Linked DNA regions of Homo sapiens: regions 2 and 3 are each linked to region 1. The links are chromatin contacts, found by Hi-C or POLR2A ChIA-PET in ENCODE. All regions are on one chromosome and are shown on one strand. The core of a region is the stretch at or near the end of the contact, and the rest is flanking DNA. Distances in the headings are between cores, read along the strand shown.

Region 1 (3,936 bases), core at 1,082-3,581:
GGAGACGAGTTTCTATGCTGACCACTTCATGCTTTCTGCCCCCTTTGGGGAAAGTATGCCTCACGGACCTCTAACTCTCCCACTTCTCTGGGGGCAGCACCTGACCCCTCCCGGCAACTGCTAGGCAAGAGCATTCTGTTCCTTCAAATTTCTCACCTGAGTCTGAGTCAGAGCATCCCATCATCAGAGCCTCTGTCAGGGAGGCAGTGCTGAAGCATGACCTTCACCTGGGGGAGGCTGTCGGGAGATGGCACTGGAGGCCAGGCCTCTACCCTAAGCGAGAGGTGCAGGCCGGGGTGGAGGTGGACGGTGGGACAGAGTAAATCCGGGGAAGCACATCAACCGGGTCTGGTAGGGCATAGCCTTCTTGGACCTGAGCCATTCCTACTGCTGATGTCCACTGCTTCTCAATCGAGAAACAGCACGGATTCAGCTCTCAGATTTTGTAAACTGTGATTTTCTCCCTTATTCCTCAACAACCACCTAGCCACGACCTTCTTTAACTCTTCCCCCAACCCCGAAACTTTTGAGGAAATGACTTTTCTTATAATTTGAATGTTAATAAACCGTACCCATTTAGAAACTACAGTTTGATGATTTGGGGCGACTGTATACGTCATGTTGCCGCCGCTCCTATTAAGATATGAAATTGTCCCACCACTGCCCCAAAGTTCCCCCGCTCCTGTGCATTCCATTCTGTCCTGTTCCACTCCTTTCCCAGGCAACTGCTTTGCATCGCCACTGTTGCTTCTTCTAGAATGTCCTATAAATGGACATCAGACCGACTATGGCTTTTTGGGTTCTTCCCCCCACAGCATCGTGTTTTTCAGCTCCACCCACGTGGTTTTGGGTATTAATCCTATGGTAGAACTAGCTAGATGCTGGAGAACTCATTATGCGCCGGTAGGTAATTTTAACCTGCATCGTCTCATCTCTATTCTGTCACAATAGAGGAAACTGAGGCACGCCCGGCGTGTGGGCGTGTGAGGGGGCACCGGGCCGACTTCCGCCCGTCAGTAGGCCTGGACCTGCTGGCACCCGCTGTCAAGATAGGGCCTGGCGTCGCGGCGAGGCATCAGCTCGGGCAGAAGCACAGCCCAGGAAGTGGGCGCGTCGCAAGCTCCACACCCAACCAAACCCGGGCAGAGGGCTCGGTGGGCGCGAGGCCGAGGGCCCAAGAGGCCGGGGCCGCTACCCCCTCGCCCCTGGGACGGCCTCCGGGTCTCCTTGCTCCAGCAGACAGGCCCGCGGCGGCTACTCCGAGGCGCAGGGGCAAGGCCGCAGCGGGCAGCGGAGGCCGAAACAGAGAACACACACAACGCGGACCGACAGCAGTCACCGCAGGGGTCGCCGGGGCGCGGCTCTATAAAGCCTCGGCTCTATAAAGCCGCGCTAAGCCGCATCGCGCTGCACGTTTCCTTCCGCGCGGGGCCGGCGCTACTTCCCGCCTTACCAGGCCGCCGTGCCGGGAGGAGCTGAGACGTCTGCAAGGCCGCAACATCTCGCAGCAGCTTTTCGCCTGCTTCCTCCGCTCGCTCTAGAGGGCACAGCAAGGTGCGGGGCTCAACCTGCCGCTTCCCCAAGACGGAGGTGGCCGCCACGCTCCCGCCCGCTGTAAACGTCCGAGCGGGAAGAGCGGCCTCTGGTTTCTGTGGTATCGGCTTCTGGTTTCTGTGGTATCCGGAGACTTCGTTTCCCGGCGCGAGGGAAACAAAGATGCTGGCGTGGAGCGGCCTGCCCGCCGCTATTGTCTGGCTGCCTGACAGGGAGCGGCCGCTTTCGCTTTCTTCTGCCGAATGGAACGTGGTGACTCGGGAGCCGCGGAGCGCCTTTCGAGGCAGCTTTGTCTGCGGAAAGGGAGCGCTGCGGACGGCCTGTCGGAATGGTCACCGCCCGCTTTCCGCGGGAGGCGCGCCGGGCACCGCTGGGCGATTTCTCCGCCTCAGCGAAAGAAAGGAGAAGCCGGCATTTGTGGCCGCCCAGTCTTCGTTCCGATTTGAGCCCTGGCGTCGGCGGGAGGTGACAGTGCTGTCCGCGCGCACCCCCTCCGTCGCCGTCAGGGTCGTGCTCCTTAGGTTTCCTGCGGTTTTTCTGCTGCTCTGAGACGGTCTCTGGGACCAAGTTCTCACAGCATCGTCTTCTCCTCTCGCAAATAATCTTTTTATGATGTTTGTTCTGCTGAATCCACCGGACGCCTCAGACACGGGCCCTGACGGCATCGCCGGCCTGGGGGAGGCGTGGAGAGAGGGGAGGAAGGCGGGAGGGCTGTGGGGCTGCTAGCTGATTTGGGGATCCCATCATCTTCGAATTTTTATGCAGAGCCCATGGAAGCGCCTGGTCAGAGAAGCGGGAGGAAACCGAACCTAAGAAAGGGGCTTGGAGTCAGCAGTGAAGAATCTATTGTTTATTTTAGTTTTGTTTTTAGATTCAGGAGGTAGAAGTGCAGCTTTGTTGCTTCCAGGTATTGCAGAGTGGTGAAGTCTGGGCTTTCAGTGCTGCCCCCACCCAAATAGTGTCCTTTGGACCCATTAGGTAATTTCTCATCCCTCAGAGTGACTACTATTTAAAAGGCAGCTATTGTTAGAGCTGGCAAGCTGCAAGGGCAAAACAAAACAAAACAAAAAACAAAACAGGGTTGGGGGGAGCATAGAATATTTTTTTTTTTTGACAGCAGCGTAGTAAAGTTTGGATTTAGAGCTTTTTGTTACTGCCCATCTCCCATACTCCTGTTTTATTTCTCTTTGTAGCATTTATAACCTCCTGGTATGATAACGCATTTTACACGTTTATTGGCTTCTCTGCCCACTTGATTTTTATCTCCTTTTGGAGAGCAGGGAATTTTTTGTTCCCTGGAGCCTAGCAGGGTACCTAGCAGTGTTCTGGGGGCTTTGTAAATACTTGCTGAATCAGTGGAAAAAAAAGAAACAGGGCACATTATCTAAAGTTATTGTGAGACAAACATAAAACCAAAAGGCGAATGATGCAAGGAGAAGTTATCTCTGAACCTGCTCTTTGTGTTTTGGAGCAGTAATACATTAGGAATAGCTAAGAAGGGGTCACGCCAGCATTCCATTTTCCAAATAAGAAAGTGAAACAAGTGAGCTCTCACTTCTAGGATGCCTTCCACTTCATTAGAGGGATTGGTTCTCTGAGGTCAGCCCATCAAAAATGTATGAAGAAAATGGAAGCCATTTATTACTGTTCATCTGTTACCCTCAGACATATTCTCATTTCCAGCAGCAGGGAGTTAGGGTGGCATGCCTCGTGAGCAAAACATGGGGCTTGGGGACATTCAGAACACCTACAAGATGGTGGTGTACACAGTGCTTGGAGGCATATCTGGGGAGTGTTTCAGCTGAAAATTGGCCACATCCTCCTATTTATTACACGTTTCAAAAATGGCCCCACAGGTTGCACATTTATAAGTGGTGGATTTGTTTTGAGGGAAGTGAGCGGGAGTACACTTTATTTTGGAGTGAAGAGGATCGGAGTAGCCACCTCCTCTAAGAAACTACTCCAGTCTCAATCTCCATTCCTTTGGAACTTTTCGTTAGGAAAAGGCCACATCTTGGCAGGGAAAGTTTATAACACCTGTGTCAGTACTGCTGGAAAGCTCTAAATAAAAAAGTTAAAAATTTAGTGTATTCCTCAATCACCCAGTAATTATCGCATCCTGGTACACAAAACTGGAGGTATCCTTGGAGGTCATTTATTCAACAAGTACACTGTATTTGTTGAGCATTTTTCATGTGCCAGGCATTGTTCTAGATGCTGTAGATACAGCAGTGAACAAAACACAAAAGTCCCCTCTTTCATATTATTCCACTCCCAGGGCCCTTTCATCCTTTCACTACATCTTTCTTCTTATTTTTACATTTGCCACAACCACCTTCTTTGCTAGTTGGTTCCCTTTATTCACCAATTTTTTAAAAACTC
Region 2 (4,013 bases), core at 530-3,029, 170 kb after region 1:
CGTGATTTATATATTGAACTCATCTGTGTGCTCTTTACTTCCCTTACAGGAACTAAGTTTAAAAATAAAGATTGGGGTGGGGCATGAATTTACCAAAAGAAGAACCTCCATTCAGGGAAGGAAGAAGACACGTGGTCCCAGGACTACAAGAGAAGGAGGTGGGTTGGACATGAGTCAAGAACAAAAGCAAAGATGTGTTTCCAAAGGACAAAGGGTAAGATCAAGTTCCAGTGAATGAAAGGGACAGCTTTGGACACAATTTTGAAAAACCTGAACTTTCTCTTCGTTAACTATTTTTGCATGTTGACTTTCCTTGTTGCTAGCAATAAAAACCATGTCAAAGATTTATGCTTCCAGTAGGATAGAAGGCAGGTACGCTGAAGGATTCTCAGTTACAAAAACAAAACAAGCAAACAACAAAAGAATGAGCTGCTTGATAGAGCTATTTGTTTTTTTTAATCACATTGCTGGGTTCACAGACAGTAGAGGCAATCTCCAAGACACCTTTCTTCCCCCAAAGTGAGTTTAATCCACAGGGAGTGTGGGGACCATTAAGCAAGCCTGAAAGGAGGGACTCCGAGGACAAATGCCAGTTTCAACACTTACTTGGGCCAAACGAAAGCTGGGAGCTCAACAAAGGCTTCAACGTTAACCTGAGATCCTTGAAGGAAGCCTTTGAAAGTGGCCCCAACACCTGGTGGAAGTAAATGTAAATGATCTCCGGAGGAGAGCAACCCCTGCCAGGCCTCCAGGCTTCCCACAGATGAAGATCAATCAAACATGAGCTCACAGAGACAGCAACGACTAATTAATATTTTCAAGACTTTAGTTACTAAGATGATCAGATATAGAATTTTTTAAGCTGTGAGAAATTATACAGAAATAGAAGATGAACAAAAGATGATTATATTTGAAAAAATAATGATTCAGAATTTTCCACAATTAATGCACGTTATAAATCTGTAGATACAGTTGGGCACAGCAGCTCATATATGTAATCCCAGCAATTTGGGAGGCTGAGGCAGGAGGACTGCTTGAGCCCAGGACTTTGAGACCAGCCTAGGCAACAGAATTCGTCTCTAACAAATAAAAAAATAACAAAAGTTAGCTGGGCGTGGTGGTGTGCACCTGTAGTCCCAGCTACTTAGGAGGCTGATGAAGGAAGATCACTTGTATCCAGGATTTCAAGGCTGCAGTGAGCTGTGATTGTACCACTGCACTCCAGCCTGGGTGACAGAGTGGATCCATGTCTGTTAAACAAAAAACAAACAACAACAACAAAAAAAAAACAAAAAAAAGCAGAATACTCAAAGCAATATATAAGTAAGAATACTCAAAGCATACCTAGATACGCTGTAGTTAAACTAAAGAAGGCCAAATGCAAAGAGAAGAAAGGAATGGTGGCCAGAGAGAAAAGGCAAACACAACAGAGGAATGATAGTGACAGCTGACAGCTAGCTTCTCAAACCCACTGAACAAAAACAGGAATCTAACGTCATATAGCTTCTCCAGTTCACTTTACTCAAGCATCTTATGATACTAAGTCATTCCCAGAGTATATCTATGAAAAATTAAAGTTTATGTATCCTTATGCTATCAGTGGAATATCAAAGTTTGAAAAATAACAGAAAAAGAAAATCATAATGGAAATCCAAGTCTTGTGATAATAAACACAATGCGAATGAAGCTGGATGCCAACTCAATCAGCACTTCGATATCTTGTGGAACAAGAGAAAGCGAAACCCAACGTGGAGGTGGGATCAGACACTGATTATTTAAATGCGCGTGATGTGTTCAGCAGATCCTCCAAAGCTTTGATGCCTCCTCAGGCTGCTTAAATCAGTATCACTTAAGAGAGTCTTCTCAGACAGGAAACAGGAAACCAGAAACTTTCTGCATCCTTTTGCTTTATGGTACCTGCTCTGGAACATGTTTTGTGGAGAAAATATGAAAACTTCAGCCAACATGGAATGAGTAAACTGAGAATTTTCCTTATTGATTTTCCTTCCCCACCCATCCTCGCGTCAGCACAACCTTTAAGAGTCCACTCTGTGCTGGGCACAGCTCGGACACCAGTCTTTGTCCTCTTGGGGCTTATGGTCCAGAGGGGCAGACACATTAACTGAAGAACTGCCCCAAGTGTTGAACTCTAACAATGACAGAGTCAGGAGGGAGAAGCACAATGGGCTACGAGCAAGTATGGAAAAGGCCCAGGCCAGATGGGGGAGGCATGTGAGGCTTCCCTGGGCAGCAATGGCTCGTGGAGAAAGGAGAGGGCAGGTGGACAGGGCTTCCAGGAAGAAGGCGAGTCCTAGAGAGGAGGGGACACTGTTAATGGGAAAACAGTGCAGAAATAGACAAGGTGCGTGGCATGAAAGGGATGAACAACAGGCCCAGGAGCACCGGGAAGCGGCTGCTGTAGAATTGCACCAGACAGAGGAGAGCAGCTCAGCAGAGGGCGGAGGCGGCAGCAGAAACGAAAGAAGCAGAGAGACTCCGGCATGCTGAAGTGCTGAAATCTATGGGGCTTGATGATGACAGACTAGAAATGTAGGGAAAGATGGAGGGAATGCTGCATGCATGCGGGGGAAGCTGGTGGGTCCAACGACTGGCACAATGCATCTTAAGAGAAGAGTTCAGTTTTGAGCTTGTTAAACTTCATGCGCTCTTGGGACATCTAAGTGTCAATGTCAGGTAGGCCGTGGACAGGTGGGTCTGAAGTTCCCAGGGGCAGCAGGGGCAAGAGATAAAAATGTGTGTATCTGTGCATCAGACATTAGCTCCCCAGAGGAGTGGATGAGGTAACCTGGAGAGGGGCCGGTGTGATGGGGAGGAAGGCGGAGAAGCAGTCTTCAAGAACGGGAATGTTTCCAAGCCTGGAGAAGAGGATGAGAAAGGGGAAAACTGCCATCGAGGCAGGAAGTGAAAAAGCACAGGGCCACCCAATGGGAGTGAAGGGAAAAGGGGGTTCAAACATGCTATGGGATGATCATGATGCTTTTGAGAAGGCAGGGACTGGGAAATGTCAGCCAGATTGAACGGCACAGGAGGTCCTTGGCAACCTTGGCAGAGTTGTTTCGGTGGAGTGTAGCAATGGAACCCAGACTAAGTTGAGTTAAGGAAATGCTGGCACTGCACAGGGCTGATTTCTAAGGAGCCTGGCAGGGAAGGACAGGAGCGAGATGAAGAGGGATGAGGGACAGAGGGAGGACCTGACAGAGAAGGGACATTCCGTAGCACTTCTCGAGAAAGTGGGAGGGGATGGGATTCAGGCATGCAGGAAGGAGAGGCTCTGAGGAGGGAAGCGACTTTCCTGTTCACAGGAGGGAAAAGAGATAGGTGTCATGGGGAGGGAGCAGAACTGATGGAGGGAAGATGGGGCTCCCGACCACTGGCTCCTATTTTCTCTGGGGATTAGGGCCATGGCCACCTGCTAAGAGTGAGAAGCAGGCTGAGGACTTCAAAGGTTAAAGAGAACACAGAGAGCTTAAAAAGGGGACTGCAGAATGTGGATGGACAAGTTTAAATAGAGACAGGAGGCTGGGCTTCCGGGCAGAGCTGAGCGTCATCCACAGTTTGTGATGGTTCACGTACAGGAACCAAGTGAACTTGTGGATGACATTCCTCATTCTGGCAGAGCTCAACCCCAGGGTGCAGGTGCAGAGACAGGATGACAGGCGTTCTTCAGGATGGAGGGTGTTTGCTGGCTGAGTGTGACATAAAGGGGAAAGGAGTTCCAGGACCATCACTTGGAAATGGAAAGTCAGTACAAAACAAGATCCCTGACTGTAAGGAGTTTTCCACTGTAGTCGATGGTGCAAGACCTTCACATGTAGTAAAATACCAAGCAGCACAGAAGAAATGCTGAAGCCAGACAACAAGTGCCACAGAAGCACAGAGCAGGAGCCCGTGGTCACGGGTGTGGGTGACGGGCTTCTTGGAAGGAGTGCAGCCCTACATGGCCCTTGAGGGACGGAGAGTTCTGACTACTGTGTCATTTAAATGTCAGGGAA
Region 3 (4,128 bases), core at 283-2,782, 240 kb after region 1:
CAAAATATGCCGGATTTTTATATTGATTAGTGTGAGCTGAAAACACTGAAAAAGTTGTAGATTCCAACTTGACCCCAACAAGCCAGGTGACCTGGGTCTTCCTGCATGTAGCAAGCCACAAAGATTCCTTTGGGAGGGGCCCCTCACCTATTCAGGCGAGAAAATAGCCCTTATCCCAGAGACTAGGGTTTGGAAGATGCAACTAACCTGAATAAGGAAATTTCTGGAAGTAGCCCTTATCTTCTACCTGTTTTATACTCCCCATGTATCCTCCCAGTGACTCCCCTAGAAATGTACTGCCCCAGATTTTTTCTTGTCATTTCTTCTCAAATGTATCGTTCTCAGCATAAAAGTGTCTTGCTTTGGCCAATTCCTTTGGATTTCACTCTTTTAAAGATTCCCAGGTGCAAGTAACACTAAGAAAATTTGTATTCCTTTCTCCTATTAATCTGCCTGATGTCAACCTGACTTCTAGATCCAGCTGAAGAGCCCACTAAGAGCTAAAGGGAGGTTGGAGGGGACCTCTGTCTCCCCTACACTGTCAGCTAGGCCTTCTGAGCCACCTGGCTTCTCAAGACCTGGCTTCTCAGCCAGACACAGTGGCTCATGCCTGTAATCCCATCACCTTGAGAGGCCCAGGCAGGAGGACTGTTTAAGTTTCAGAGTTTGAGACCAGCCTTGGCAACACAGTGAGACCTTGTCTCTTCAAAAAATTTTAAAAATTAGCCAGGTGTGGTGGCATGCACCTGTGGTCCCACATACTCAAGAGGCTGAGGTAGGAGGATGCCTTGAGCCTGGGGGGTAGAGGCTGCATTGAGCCATGATGGCGCCACTGTACTCTAGCCTGTGTGACAGAGCAAGACCCTATTTCTAAAAAAAAATAAAATAAATAAAATTAAATTAAAATTAAAAAATAAAACGCAGGAAAAGAGGTGAAAACTCCTAATTTCAGCTACCAGCAATATTTTACTGTAGCAGAAACTGACTAACTTTCCCTGCAAGGGTTAGACAGTAAATAATTCTAGGCTCTGCGGGCCACACAGTCTCTGTCACAATGACTCACCTCTGCTGTTTGAGCAGCTACAAACTGGCAAACAAATGAGTGTGGCTCTGTTCCAATCAAACTTATCTACAGACACTGAAATTTGAATTTCATAGAATTTTCACATTATGAAATACTTTTTTAGAAAACCATTTTTTTTTTTGTACATACGTAAAAACTATCCTTAGTTCGTGGCCACACAAAAACAAGCAGCGGGCCAGATCTGGCCCACAAGCCATAGTCTGCCAACTCCTGTGCTATAGTTAATTCAAGATATAAAAATGCTCAAAGAGGAGTACTCTGTTGCATACCTTATCCACAAATCCACACACCATCCCTGTGTAGAGAGCACACAACCCTTAGCTACTGAATTTTTCACTGTCCTCAAACTGTTCTACTTAAGAGCCAAAGTTACTTTTCATTAAACTTTTCTCAGTATTTCAACTACTGTTTCTTTTTAACCTAGCAACTATCAGGCCTACTCATTTCCTCTGCCAGGAGGCAATGGTAGCCCTCAAACCTCAAGTATGCACACCTTGCCTTTATTTTCTAGAAAAGGCCAGCAATCTAAAAATTAGGAAACCACCCTGTTCTGATCATGCTATTCCTAATATAGTGTTTTATTTTACTGATAAAACAAAGCATTGCTGACTTACAAATTATTGGACAGTAACAGTGTCCATGAACCTAAAAAAAAAGTGCCATCAACTTGACACTTGAGAGTTTAGCTAACAAAGTACACAAAGAACAAACCACATGGTTGGTGCTCCGTGGTGGGGGTGGCAGAAGCAGGAACCCGCTGACAAGCACATCACAGGCCCTCCAAAACCTCAGAGTATCTGTTCTTCCATTAAACCTGCCTCACTTGTGAATTCCTCCAGACTGAGCCAGTCTGAACTTGGCTCCTAGACTCTCTACTCAGGGAGGGAGAACTAGAACCTGAGGTTAGTCAGGTTCACACACCACATTAACCCTTGCTGGGAACACTTGGTAATTGCAACAGGATCTGAAGAGACACAGATGGTCCAGTCATCTTTACATATGCATCATTTGCGTCTGAAAATCCTGGCACTACCCATGACCTTGGGAATGAACAATGTGCGGTCATCTACCATGTCACCTGCTGTCTTCTTTACAACAAGACTGATCTTTCAGATCCTTCTTTATTTTTGCGTAGCTGAGGCCATTTCTGAAGCCAAAAAGAAAAGAAAAAGAAAAACAACAACAACAACAACAACAACAAAAACAGCTGACACGACAGTACAGTATAAATAAAAATGAAGAAACTTTATGTTGGATCAAGCTGATAAATTACTGTTCAACCAGCAGCCTCTCTAGCAAGGGCAGCTATCTGAGCTGAAGACACCTGGACTGCTCTCTGACTCAACTCTTATGAGTTCTGCTCATACCACCGAGTCAAGGCTTTAACAGTATTTGCATTTGCCGTTTTTCACTGTGATCTTAAGTCACAGTTTTTCACAGTGATCCTAAGTCTTCCATGCTGTGGTACAGACCCCAAGTTTTCGCAACTCAGAGGTGGGCCAAGTGCAAGGGGACCTGAGTCAGAGCCAGGTTTGATCCTGACCGCAGAGCTGACAGTGTGGACTTAGCCGAGTCACTTACTCTGATCTGTTTGCTCATCTGTCAAATGTGAATAATGACTTGTCCCCAGCCTTCTCCTCAGTGCTGGGTACAGGTCAGGTGAGATGACAAAGGTGAAACTGCTTTGTCAACTGTCGAAAACAAGTTATTTTCTTCTTCCATTAACTTTCCCCCTCAAGCAGCAACTGCTTTCTTCTGTTCCCTTCTGCAGGGTTTGATAAAGAAGTCTGTTGAGCACGTGTTTATCATGGTTTTTAATCACAGCTTCATCTTTCCAGACTGCAGCGTCCCTCCTGACTGTAATTTCTTCTCATGGTTTGGTACCTCTTTCAGTCGCCCCTCCCTTAGCCTTTCCCAGTCTCTCTTGTAGCTTTCCTACCAAGCAGTTCACACACACACACACACACACACACACACACACACACACAATTCAAAGTGTGTCAGATCTTGAAATATTTTCTTTATATCTCTCCTGGAATCGCCCAGCGCTTCCTTGCCCGGAACGTTCCTGGCTACAATAAGCACCACATCGGCCAAATACCCATTAGAAACTGAATGATTCCTATCTGAAATACTCACAAGAAGCCTGGAGCCCATTACTTTGTGTGTAGAATGTAGTCTTTTTCCCCCCCTTAAATGCATTACCTCACATCTGTCTGTATTACAATTTAGTATGCCAACTTCCCCACTCACAGTTTCAGGCCTGTGGCAAACCATCTTTCAGTTTATTTTCCCCACTGGCTTGCTGTTTTATGACTTAAAAATACTTGAGAGCAAAATGTAAATTTAGGCAATCTCAAAGACATTACTGATTGGGTCGTTTTAATTAAAAACCAGCATTAGTATCTGTGGTACTAACAGTTAATACTAGGTACGCTTTGTCTGAATCCCTTATTTTTTCTTTGATTGCCACTGCCTCTACTTCTTTTGCCAAAGAAAGTTGTTTAAAAAACTTTTAAGCTTATATTCCTTCTGCCAAAAGCTAACACACAATGTGTTTTATCATTATTCTTTGTAATGCGCTTGTTTCATTATACTGTTTCTTATACATATATGTTCATAATTTTTAAAAATATACCTATTGGCTTTCCTTGTCCTCTTAAAAATATTCCCTACCTCAAACAAAACATTCTATTAGTGAAACATAATTTGTCTATCAGAAAACCTGACACACCTTCCAATGTCCAGTATCAGCTCGAGCTCCCTGGCATCAAAACAATCCCTGGTCTATAGGATGCCACCCACTAAAAATCTTTCCAGTGTCTCAGGCATATGGCAAAGTGGCCATTTGTAAATTACCCTGGAGTTCCTTGAACACTTCTGTGAAAATGCACAGCCCATGACTGTTGCTTCCCAGCATGTCACCGCCCTGCCAAGTCATCTGAAGTTGTGCTTTGGTGGGTCCTTATAGCACTGCTTATGGACATCTTGTCCACAGCTGTCCGATACACAGCTGCTTCACTTTTGTGTTCCTGACCATTTCG

The links. Hi-C counts contacts between places; a loop is a spot of excess contacts on that map. ChIA-PET counts read pairs that join two places held with the same protein, here RNA polymerase II (POLR2A). Pooled maps may share reads with other maps.
Region 2: a loop to region 1 is called in a map of CD14-positive monocyte, with 3 times the contacts of the local background. The contact joins the enhancer-like site here to the promoter of LINC03027 in region 1. A Hi-C loop is called at or near these places in 6 of 168 maps with a recorded cell type or tissue (B cell, CD14-positive monocyte, PC-3 and 3 more), 1 of 37 single-sample maps with no recorded cell type and 12 of 50 pooled maps. POLR2A ChIA-PET finds 5 or more read pairs at or near these places in 11 of 52 experiments (CD4-positive, alpha-beta T cell, CD4-positive, alpha-beta memory T cell, CD8-positive, alpha-beta memory T cell and 8 more).
Region 3: a loop to region 1 is called in a map of CD4-positive, alpha-beta memory T cell, with 3 times the contacts of the local background. The contact joins the enhancer-like site here to the promoter of LINC03027 in region 1. A Hi-C loop is called at or near these places in 1 of 168 maps with a recorded cell type or tissue (CD4-positive, alpha-beta memory T cell), 3 of 37 single-sample maps with no recorded cell type and 12 of 50 pooled maps. POLR2A ChIA-PET finds 5 or more read pairs at or near these places in 7 of 52 experiments (CD4-positive, alpha-beta T cell, CD8-positive, alpha-beta memory T cell, HEK293T and 4 more).

Annotation. Positions count from the first base shown.
Region 1 is chr10:22,435,598-22,439,533 of GRCh38, forward strand. LINC03027 (long intergenic non-protein coding RNA 3027) reads right to left here and starts at 2,332. Exons shown (of 1, transcript NR_036533.1): 1 at 1-2,332. It overlaps LOC105376449 (a long non-coding RNA gene), which reads left to right and starts at 1,478. Exons shown (of 4, transcript XR_001747392.2): 1 at 1,478-1,554. RefSeq lists a silencer at 1,080-1,259 and enhancers at 1,730-1,779, 1,746-2,246, 2,080-2,239, 2,247-2,747.
Region 2 is chr10:22,610,137-22,614,149 of GRCh38, forward strand. All of the region lies in intron 1 of PIP4K2A (phosphatidylinositol-5-phosphate 4-kinase type 2 alpha), which reads right to left. Among named protein-coding and RNA genes, the nearest start is that of PIP4K2A, 100 kb to the right of the region's middle. RefSeq lists an enhancer at 409-943. Within about 2 kb of position 1,780, at least 8 of the 41 ENCODE cell types and tissues checked have a DNase peak (open chromatin) inside an H3K27ac peak, as active enhancers do; they include B cell, CD14-positive monocyte and CD4-positive, alpha-beta T cell, where a contact is called at or near this core.
Region 3 is chr10:22,680,804-22,684,931 of GRCh38, forward strand. All of the region lies in intron 1 of PIP4K2A (phosphatidylinositol-5-phosphate 4-kinase type 2 alpha), which reads right to left. Among named protein-coding and RNA genes, the nearest start is that of PIP4K2A, 32 kb to the right of the region's middle. RefSeq lists enhancers at 1,561-1,680, 2,421-2,640, 3,181-3,250. Within about 2 kb of position 1,533, at least 19 of the 41 ENCODE cell types and tissues checked have a DNase peak (open chromatin) inside an H3K27ac peak, as active enhancers do; they include CD4-positive, alpha-beta T cell and endothelial cell of umbilical vein, where a contact is called at or near this core.